2 separate regions of the Homo sapiens genome follow, and region 1 is linked to region 2. A link is an interaction called in ENCODE POLR2A ChIA-PET data of the cell type or tissue named here. Cell type or tissue: MCF 10A. All regions are shown on one strand. Links, peaks and the distances in the headings refer to the core of each region. The heading gives the core; the rest is flanking DNA. Region 1 has its middle 62 kb from the start of RASL11A. Region 2 overlaps LOC105370124 (a long non-coding RNA gene).

What was found. ChIA-PET counts read pairs that join two places held together with the same protein. Peaks named below come from ENCODE experiments on the same cell type or tissue, not always from the same donor. Only the 100,000 strongest peaks of a DNase experiment are listed, where the experiment ranks them.
Region 1: POLR2A ChIA-PET joins it to region 2 with 5 read pairs; 4 of 35 experiments call an interaction of 5 or more read pairs at or near these places.

Annotation. Positions count from the first base shown.
Region 1 is chr13:27,329,791-27,335,176 of GRCh38, forward strand. No RefSeq gene overlaps it. Among named protein-coding and RNA genes, the nearest start is that of RASL11A, 62 kb to the left of the region's middle. RefSeq lists an enhancer at 5,264-5,386. In MCF 10A, for the core only: no CTCF peak of the experiment used is centred there; no DNase peak of the experiment used is centred there.
Region 2 is chr13:27,051,623-27,057,008 of GRCh38, forward strand. It overlaps LOC105370124 (a long non-coding RNA gene), which reads right to left. Exons shown (of 2, transcript XR_941767.3): 1 at 3,874-5,386. Among named protein-coding and RNA genes, the nearest start is that of USP12-AS1, 71 kb to the right of the region's middle. In MCF 10A, for the core only: no CTCF peak of the experiment used is centred there; a DNase peak (open chromatin) is centred at 2,779.

The DNA.
Region 1 (5,386 bases), core at 266-5,265, 280 kb after region 2:
TCTATGGAAGGTAGCATGCCGTGGACTGCAGAGTGAAGGGGGCTAGCCCTCATTTGTGTTGCTGTTGGTGGTCCTAACCCATCATTCTGCACAGGGCTTTCTCCTATCCTGGGACACTGATGCTGGTTCCCATTCAGCCTCTCCCCAGATTTCTGAAGCCAGGAAGGATGAGTAGTGAATGGACAGAAGGGAGGAGTGGGATGGACTCAAACGGACAGAGGCTAGTGGAAAAGCAGAGCCTCTGGGAGAACTAGAGAGGGGAGAGATAACTTTGTTTTAGCACAGACTTCGATAAACAGTTACTATGAAAGAAACCACACTAACCATGAATGAAATGTCAAAGGAATGAACAAAGCAAGAAATCTGTGCAAGAGTTGACATGAACAAAGCCACGTGTGTTGCAGGTGAGCAGACGCCAGTCCAGTAATAATGGGCTCTGAAAATGCCATCCAAAGAGAACACATGCCAAAGGGACCAAATTTCTTTTCCTTCCTTCCCTCCTTCCTTCCCTTTCTTTCTTTCTCTCTCTTTCTTTCTCTTTCTTTCTTTCTTTCTTTCTTTCTTTCTTTCTTTCCTTTCTTTCTTTCCTTCCTTCCTTCTTTCTTTCTTTCCTTCTTTCCTTCTTTTTTCTTTCCTTCTTTCTTTCTTTCCTTCTGTCTGTCTTTCTTTCTTTCCTTCTTTCCTTCTTTTTTCTTTCCTTCTTTCTTTCTTTCCTTCTGTCTTTCTTTCTTTCTTTCCTTCTTTCTTTCTTTCGAGACGGACTCTTGCTCTGTTGCCCAGGCTGGAGTGCAGTGGCAAGATCTTGGCTCACTGCAACCTCCGCCTCCCTGGTTCAAGAGATTCTCCTGCCTCAGCCTCCTGAGTAGCTGGGATTACAGGCACCCGCCAGGACTCCTGGCTAATTTTTGTATTTTTAGTAGAGATGGGGTTTCACCATGTTGGTCAGGCTGGTCTTGAACTCCTGACCTCAGATGATCTGCCCCCACTTGGCCTTGCAAAGTGCTGGGATTACAGGCGTAAGCCACCGCGGCAGGCCAGTTTTTTCTTAATTTCAGTTTCTGTCTCTATGAAAAGCTTGCAATTTTTATACTGTTACAGAGGAAAGAATCGACTTGCATATGTAAATCACATCTATAAAATATAACTGATTTAATGTATTTTTTCTCCAAAATACTAGAATTTAATACCATTATTTCTCTGTGTTTGGAATTGTAAGCTCATAAATACATGTACTCCTAAATGATATAAAAGGCAGATACTATTCCAAATAATTAGGGAGTATCTTGATTTTAAAAATACATGGGATTACTCATTTTAGAGGTTTAGTAAGTGATACAGTTTTATAAAATCTTTTTTTGGTGCTATGGCCTGCAGGATTGAAAAACAACAGCAACAGCATCCTATGAATATTTGAAAATGGAACAATATTCTAAGCATCTTATAACAATTAAAGAAGGAACGAGGTAAATTCACTGTTGCATGGATTATTTTAGAAATTACAGCATCAATCTATTACAGATTTTGAATGGAACTATAATCCACTCATATGCCAGACATTCTGCCCTTGAAATCTTGTCATCCAGAGATTGACAGCTAGACAATTAATATAGCCACTTGGGTTGGTCAGAGGGCCATGTCAAGCATGGACAATTCCAAGTGTCTGCCCGATAAAAAGAGACCCTGTGCCCTCAGCATTGACCCTTTTAAAACAAGCTTGGTAGGGCCAGGGATCAATAATATTTAAAGCTATCAAGTTTTAGATAAGACCATTGAAGCCAGAAACATTAGCTGTGCAGGTGGAAAGAAGTAGCCTCTGGCATCATCCTTACAAAAAAACTCAGAATACACTTGGCCATGGGTATCCATGGGTTCCATATCTGTGCATTCAACCAGCTCTGGATCAAAAATATTTGAAAAAAATTGCACCTGTGCTGAACATGTATAGACTTCTTTTTCTTGTCATTTGTTCCCTAAAAAATACAGTACAGCAACAGTTTACATAGTATTTACATTATATTAGATATAAGTAATCTAGAGATGATTTAAAGTATTTGGGGAGATGTGTGTAAGTCATATTCAAATATGATGCTGTTTTCTATCAGGGACTTGAGCATCCTTGGATTTTGGTGGCCCAGGGAAGTCCTAGAACCCATCCTCCATGGATACTGAGGGATGACTATATATCTGAAGAACTTCAATTTTTCAGCATTCTCTTTTCATGAGGTCTTTTTAACGAGTCCCAAGGAAAGGCCAGTTACAGTTTGAAACTATCTCCAAAATCATGTCATCAACTGTGGGACACAGGAATGAGGAGGAAGAGGGATTCCTGACAGGTGGCCTTCTGCTCAGTGATGATTCAGAGATTAATTTTATGATCTTCTCGTTGACATCAATTAATGGAACAGCTGGCTGAGGGCTTCTGTTTTTCTTTACTGGGTTATCGCCTGACCCAAGAAAGCCAACACCAAATTCTTAGGGACAGAGGAAGAACTCAGCGTGTGTGTGTGTGTGTGTGTGTGTGTGTGTGTGTGTGTGTGTGTGTTTGCAAAAAATATGCATGTCCAAGAGGTCCATTGGCCCACTGGAGACACCAGCAGGAGTGTAGGAGTGTGACTGCTGTCTGTTGGGTGCCGTGTTCTTGATAGTTCTAACATGTTACTCAATTCCTGGTTGTCTCTTTGGGAATATAGGAAAGTCTAGATCTCTTCATTATATTATATATTAATATGCATCACTAACTTAGGAGCTTTGAAGCCAAAAAGACCAACCAGACATAGATCCTGCTCTTGAGTTTACAGAATAAAGCAGTGTTTCTCAACATTGATTACCCATTGAAATCACACAGGGAGTTTCAAACAATGCTGCTGCCAGTTTCACCCACTGAGATCCTGAATGAAATTGGTCCAGGATGTGGCCTGAGGCATTGAGATTTGAAACTTCTTGGGTGATTCTAATGTGCATCCAAAGTTGAGAACAATTGCAGTAAAGGAAAGACAAAGTCCCCAGAAGTCTGTAAGCTAAAGAGTAGTAATGGCTGGGCATGGTGGCTCATGCCTGTAATCCCAGCACTTTGGGAGGCTGAGACAGGAGGATCTCTTGATGCCAGAAGTTTGAGATCAGCTTGGGTGACATAGTGAGACCCCATCTGTGTTTAAAAAAAGAAGAAGATGAAGATGAAGACGAAGACGAAGATGAAGAAGAAGAGGAAGAGGAGGAGGAAGAGGAAGAAGAAGAAGAAGAGGAAGAAGAAGAAGAAGAAGGCTGGATGCAGTGGCTCATGCCTGTAATCCCAGCACTTTGGGAGGCTGAGGCAGGAGGATCACCTTAAGTCAGGAGTTCGAGACGAGGCTGACCAACATGGTAAAACCCCATCTCTACTAAAAATACAAAAATGACTGGGGTATGGTGGCATGTGCCTAAAATCCCAGCTACACGGGAGGCTGAGGCATGAGAATCGCTCAAACCCAGGAGGTGGAGGTCGCGCCACTGCACTCCAGCCTGGGCATCAGAGTGAGATTCTGTCTCAAAAAAAAAAAAAAAGAAAAAAAAAAGGGTAATAACAATTATCAGTCTCTAGGAGTGATAATACGACTATATAAATAGTGGAAGTATAACCTATAAGCATTGTGGAACTGTAATACAATTATACAATTTGAAGTTGCTGTTCTCTCTTGCATGCATATGCATGTATGTATGTATACATATATACACACATATATTACATAAGTAATACATTCTTCTAGTAATAGATCCAATGATATACAAATGTTTCTGTTCCCACAGACTGCTCAATGTGCAATTCTCCAGTCCCCTTTCTATGCATTTTAAGCACATTTATATATATATATATATATATACACATACATATATATATATCTAGTCACATATCAACAAAACTGAGATCAGGTTATCTAATCTGACTTTTAAAAATGTTGGCTGGGCGCGGTGGCTCACGCCTGTAATCCCAGCACTTTGGGAGTGGGAGGTGGAGGCAGGCATATCACAAAGTCAGGAGATGGAGATCATCCTGGCTAACATGGTGAAACCCCGTCTCTACTAAAAACACAAAAACAAAATTAGCCGGGCGTGGTGGTGGGTGCCTGTAGTCCCAGCTACTTGGGAGGCTGAGGCAGGAGAATGGCGTAAACCCGGGAGGCGGAGCTTGCAGTGAGCCAAGATTGCACCACTGCACTCCAGCCTGGGCGACAGAGCAAGACTCTGTGTCCAAAAAAAAAAAAAAAATGTTTAACAACTTTCACATCCACACTTTTTAATGGCTATTTAGTGTCATTGGCTCTTTGGTATACTTATACTCTGCTTTACTAAGCCACTCTCCAATAGCTTAGTAAACTTAGCTGTTTCTAGTTACTTGTGTTTCAACTGCTATAAAAACTCTTTATAGCAGCAACAAAACAACACAAATAGTTAAACAAGTAACTCTAAAACAAGAACTCAGAATTTTCTTAAGATTTAGGGGCCGAGTGAAATGGCTCACACCTGTAATCTCAGCACTTTGGGAGGCCAAGGTGGGAGGATTCCTTGAGGCCAGGAGTTCGAGACTAGCCTGGCCAACATGGCAAGACACTGTCTCTACAAAAAATTTAAAAAAATATTAACCAGGCATAGTGGCATGCACCTTTGGTCCCAGCTACTGGGGAGGCTGAGGCAAGAGGATCACCCGAGCCCACAAGGCAGAGGTTGCAGTGAGCCATGACCGTGACACTGCACGTGCCTGGGTGACAGAGAGACCCTGTCTCAAAAAAAAAAAAAAAAAAGTGAACAACTTAGTCTCTGATTGAAACCCAGAAACCTTTCATTTTTAATCCTGGAACCACTTCTGGCTTAATCAAATGCTCAGGCATTTGGGCAAAAAAAAAAAAAAAAAATGGGAGAAGTGTTGCTCTGGAAAACAAGTATGGTTTCTAGTGGAAACTCTGAAAGGAACACAAGCGTGGACTTTTTTGAGTAGGAGGAAAAGAATAAGAAGCAATGCATTCATCTGAAAAGAAAAGAAACCAGAAAGGGCGAGGTAGTAAGGAGACACTTCAACAATAGAATCCAGATTTCCTATTTTATTTCATTTTGAGAAGAGGGTGATTACGCATATACAAGTAAATCACTTGAGATGACTAAGCTGAAGGTGGGGTAGGAGGCGACAATTGTCTCTCCACCGTCACTGGCATGAGCAAGTGAAGTTTAAGTGGGAATAAAATCAGGAGATGCAATTTCATGAAATCACCAGTGCTATTGTGGAAAGCGGCAGCTGCCTCTGAGGACGCCTTGCCTGGCAGTGAAATCAGCAGGTAGATTTTCCAGGCCGGAATGCAATTGTTTAAGCAGTATATTAGATGTCTATTTCATCTGAAATAATAATCATCCGGTGCCC
Region 2 (5,386 bases), core at 83-5,082:
GCTATGAGGACACAAAGGCATAAGAATGATACAATGGGCTTTGAGGACTTGTGGGGAAGAGTGAGAGGGAGCAAGGGATAAAAGACTACAAATATGGTGCAGTGTATACTGCTTGGGTGATGGGTACACCAAAATATATATATATATGATGGATATATATATATATATGATGGATATATATATATATATGATGGATATATATATATATATATGATGGATATATATATATGATGGATATATATATGATGGATATATATATGATGGATATATATATGATGGATATATATATATGATGGATATATATATATGATGGATATATATATGTGTGTGTGTGTATATGACGGATATATATGTGTATATATATGATGGATTATATATATGTATATACATGTTGGAGATATATATATGGAGATATATATATATATACACATACACACATATATATGGATATATATATACACACATATATATATATATGGATATATGGAATAAACCATAGCCATGGGCTATTATACATTTTCCCCTCCAAAATTAAGGTATCAAGTTAATCCCCAATGTGGCAGTATCGAGAGGTGGGGCCTTTTAAGAGGTGATCAGATCATGAGAGCTCTGCCCTCACGAAAGGGTTAATCCATTCATGGGTTAATGGGTTATCACAGGAGTGGGACTGGTGGCTTAGTAAGAAGAGGAAGAGCGACCTGAGCTAGCATGTGAGCACCCACAGCCCCCCACCAAGTAAGTGCCCCTCACCAGGTGGTGCCCTTTGCTGCCTCAGGACCTGAGTCCCTGCCAGCAAGAAGGCTCTCACCAGAGGTACCCCCTTGACCTTGGACTTCCCAGCCTCCAGCCCCGTAAGAAACAAATTTCATTTCTTACAAATTACCCCTTTCAGATATTCTATTCTAAGGAATAGAAAATGGACTCATATGTCCACCAAATAAATAACCAATGTATGGAAAATTATACATCCATTAAGATGGATTCTAATGACATGGGGATGTAGTCATGCATTTACTTAATGTATTTTCCCCGAGCAACCCTCCATGTATGAGGAAAAAAAGCACAGTGGCTTTGGGAGTCAGAGGGCTTCCTGGGGCTGATTAGGAGGGAGCGGCTCACTGCTACATGGCTGGAACACACAGGACAGATGGAGGGAATGCAAATAAGAAGGCTTGCATTTCCTCCACACAAAAGTGATTTTTAAAAGGCAGCAAATTTAGAAAATCTGAAAAAGAAAAAAAAAATGATTAGGAGGAAACCTCATCACCTCCCCAACCAGCAAGAATCCCCAGAGATAATGTGTGTGGAAGAAGGAGGTGCTGGCAGTGGGGCCAGACTTCCCACCCGAGTGGGATGGGTTTGAGCCCTTTCTATGCATATGTCACAGGCCTGGTGCTTTCATCAGGACGGAGGGCTGGGGACACCCGGACACACACACTCGAGGGAAATTTACCAGCATGTCAGCACTGGCTGTCTGAGTTAATTACAGTTGCATTTTTTTTCTTTATATCTTGTGTGTTCTAAATTATCTCTAATGAGATGTTTCTACCACACCAGGGAGAAAAAAGCAATGACAGGGACTGTAAAATAAAATTTAAATACCAGACCCTACAAACATGGAATGTGCAAAGGGCTGCAACTCCCTGCCTTCCCTCCCTTCACTTGCTCCCTGCTCCCCTTCCCAGGCAGCTCCTGGAAGGAGTGGTCAGCCCAGCCCTCCATTTCCTCTTGCCCACGCAGTCACATCTCTGCAATCTAGCTTGCGCTTCGCACCCCCACCCCCAGATCAACTGTGACCTCATTGTCAAATCCAAGGGACATGTTTTTATCCTTATCCTGCGTGGCTGTCCATCATCTGACCCTGTGGGCTACTCTCTTCCGGGTCTCTCCCTGCTGCCTTTTCTGTCTGCCTTGTGGGTTTCCTACTTGCACCTCCTCCGTGTTCCCCAGGACACCATCAGGGCCCCCTGTACACCTTAATCTACACACACTTCCTCTTCTAAATTAATGGTTTCAAATAGCAATGCCACACTAATGACTCCCAAGCCCATGGTTAGCGCTGCCCTCCCTGAACTCTTGCTCCACGTGTCTAACCACCTGCTGGGCATCTCCAGCAGGAGATAAGCTGAAGCTTGAGACATAAGCTGAAACCTGAAGGATGGCTGGGTTTTGAAACTAAGAAGTTGGGGTGGGGTGGGAGTGCTCCAGGCAGGAGAAATGACACGTGCACATGTTCAGTGGGGAGAAGGCTCACGCACATTGCCTTCCAGGGACTCAATCCAGCAGGAGCTCACTAAGTTCAAGATCAAACATTACCATTCCCCAATAGGAATTCATCCTCCCCTGTTCTCTAGGTGTAGGTGCTATTAACTAGTCACCCAAGCCAGAAATGAGAAGTCCAGTTACCCACTCGTTCATGTATTCATTTGCTATTCCTTAGGCACATGCAGACAAGATGCACACATTGCTCACAGCCCTGCCCTCACAATGCGGAATCCACTGAGGTAGGGAGGCTGTCTGCTGGTGGTGGTGTGAGGTCATGAGCTGGCAGCCGGGTCAACAGGCAGTCACATCTCAGTGTGGAGGTGCTGGGACGGAGGAAGTGCTGGGGCTGTGGAAACACTCAGGAGGGAATCAGGAAAGACTTCCTGAGGTGGCGACATAAGCTGAAACCTGAAGGATGGCTGGGTTTTCAAAGTAAGAAGTTGGGGTGGGGTGGGAGCTTTCCAGGCAGGAGAAATGACACATGCACATGGTTTAGCAGGGAGAGGGCTCATGCACAATGCATTCCAGGGACTGAGTCAGTATGGCAGATGCCCAGATTGTAGACAGGGTGAGGGTGTGTGTGCCTGAGAGAGACGAGACAGAGAGACCAAGAGACAGAGTGACAGAGGTGTTTAGGAGCTGAGCTCTCAGGGACCTGGTTAAAGAAAATGGATTTTGCTCAGAGGAACATGGAGTCACTGCAGTGTCTTAAGCCAGAGAGTTCTTTCAGCATCTATTCAATAAATGTGTACACTTTAAAAAGAGCCCTCAAATTTCACTGTGAGAATGTGTTTGTAAAGGCCAAGCCTGCAGGCAGAAAGGTTGAGCAGGAGGCCCAGGTGACTAGCCTCACCAGGGCAATGGACGAGAGGTAAGACAGGTTCAGGAGAGTTTGCAGAGCCAGTCCTACTAACAGAACTTGCTCAATGTCTGAATGTCTGTGCAGGAGGAAGATGAAGGACTGAAGGAAGGTTTCCAGCCAATGACAGGTGCACATGGGTGGATGATGGCACCGTGCAGGGTGAGGGAAGCTGCAGGAAGGTCAGTGTTGGGGCAGGAAGTAGGTAGAGCAAGTTGAGTCTGGGGTGTCTGTGTCATAACTGGGTAAAACTGCACAGGGGACACAGCTGGAGACACAGGCCTGGGACCTGGGAGATCTGGGCTAGAGATAAAGGTTTGGTAGGCACTGTTATCCGATGATAACTGAAGCCATGGGAGCAGACATGGTTGTTTCAGAAGAGTCTAAACAAAGCAAACTGCCTAGAACAGAGCCCTGCAGAACATCAACTTTTGTGGTTAAGAGCAGACTCCCTCCTGCTTACTTCCATGGCAAACTCTCCACCACGCCCTAGACTGCCCTCAGTACCTGGAGTCCCGAGCCCCCACCTCCAACCCCAGTGCCTTCACCTTGTCCAGGTTCCTGTCCCTTCTCAATGGGATTCCTACTACCTTCTCAGGGGTCTTTCTCTTCCAGTCAGGCTCTCCTCTCCAATCTACCTCCTCCGCTGCCACTGAAATGACCTTACCAAAATGTCATCGTGAGAAATCAGTCATTAACATTCCTCAAAAGTTCCCTATGTCCATTTTAGGAAAATCCAGACTCCTTACCTGGATAAAAAGGGCCCTTGGGGATTAGAATCCTCCTTTTCTCGCCAAATATTGCCAAGTGTACTGCAGCCACATGAAAGCTGTACTTCCCAGACGTGTGATGCTTGTGTGTGCCACCATGCCTTCTCATGGACTGTTTTCTTGAAACCCAGAATGCCGCCCGCCTCCACCCTATCTTTGATCTAAATAACCCTGACTTCTTGGAAGCTCAGTTCACGTGCTATTTCCCCTGAGGCCTTTTCTGCTCAGTAATATGATTTAGATGCCTTTTCCCGGTGTTCCTGCATCATCTTATTTATGCTCCCATTATGGCTCTCAACACTTTGTATCCCTGCAACTCATTACTGATTTGTGTTTCCTTCACCAAACTGCATATACAAAATCTCACTCAACTTGCTGTTCTTGGTAATTGAATGCAGTAGGCACTCAATAAATATGTGCTGAATGAACAGATAATTACTAACATTTACGGAGCACTTTCAACTAAATGCTCACTCATGGAATCCTCCTAACACTGAGCTAAGCAGGCATCCATAACGCTCTCTGTTTCATAGATAAGGACACTGAGGCGCGGGTGCCCAGGATAACACCCGGAGTGGGGCTGGGGCATGAAGGTGATCTGCCTCTAGAACCTGCACTCCTAACCACAGCAGGCTTCCTCTGGTAACTCCTTTCTCTGAACCCAAAGGACATTTTACATAGATTTTGTCTAGCCTTTAACAACAAAAACTCCTCTTCTACATCGGAAAGCGCCATGAGAATGGAAATTGCCTTAGGCATCTTTACATTCCTTGCAACAACTGATAACGATGCTCTTCACATAACGCATGTTCAATAAATATCTGGGTAATTACAGTTGGGTTTTAGCATATTTCTAGATGACACTATTTGGGGAATTATTGCCACAAACTGTGTGAGGTTAAGTTTCTCAGTTGAGTTTCACGTCTTTCAAGATGGTATTACTTTAGCCATTTTACAAATGGGAAATGTGGGCTTAGGAGGGCTATGCAACTTGTTCAAGGTCATGAGGCTGTGAAGAGCTGGCTCACTGCCTACTTAAAGTGTGTATGCTTAGCTCAACATACAAAGGAGAAGGCATGGCCCGGCACAGTGGCTCACACCTGTAATCCCAGCGCTTTGGGAGGCTGAGGCTGAAGGATCACTTGAGGCCAGGAGTTTGAGACCCATCTGGGCAACACAGCGAGACCGCATCTCTACAAAAAATTTGAAAATTAGCCAGGCATCATGGCATGTCTGTAGTTCCAGCTACTCAGGAGGCTGAGAGGCAGGACGATCACTTGAGCTTAGGAATTTGAGGTTGCAGTGAACCATGATCACACCACTGCACTGCAGCCTGGGCGACAGAGCAAGTCCCTGTCTCTAAGGAAAAAAAAAAAAAATTAAAAAATTAAATCAAATATAACAAAAGGAATGGCAGTAAACATGATCACCCAGATGCAGTAGCTCAATGCCTGTAGTCCCAGCACTTTGGAAGGCCAAGGCAGGCGAATCG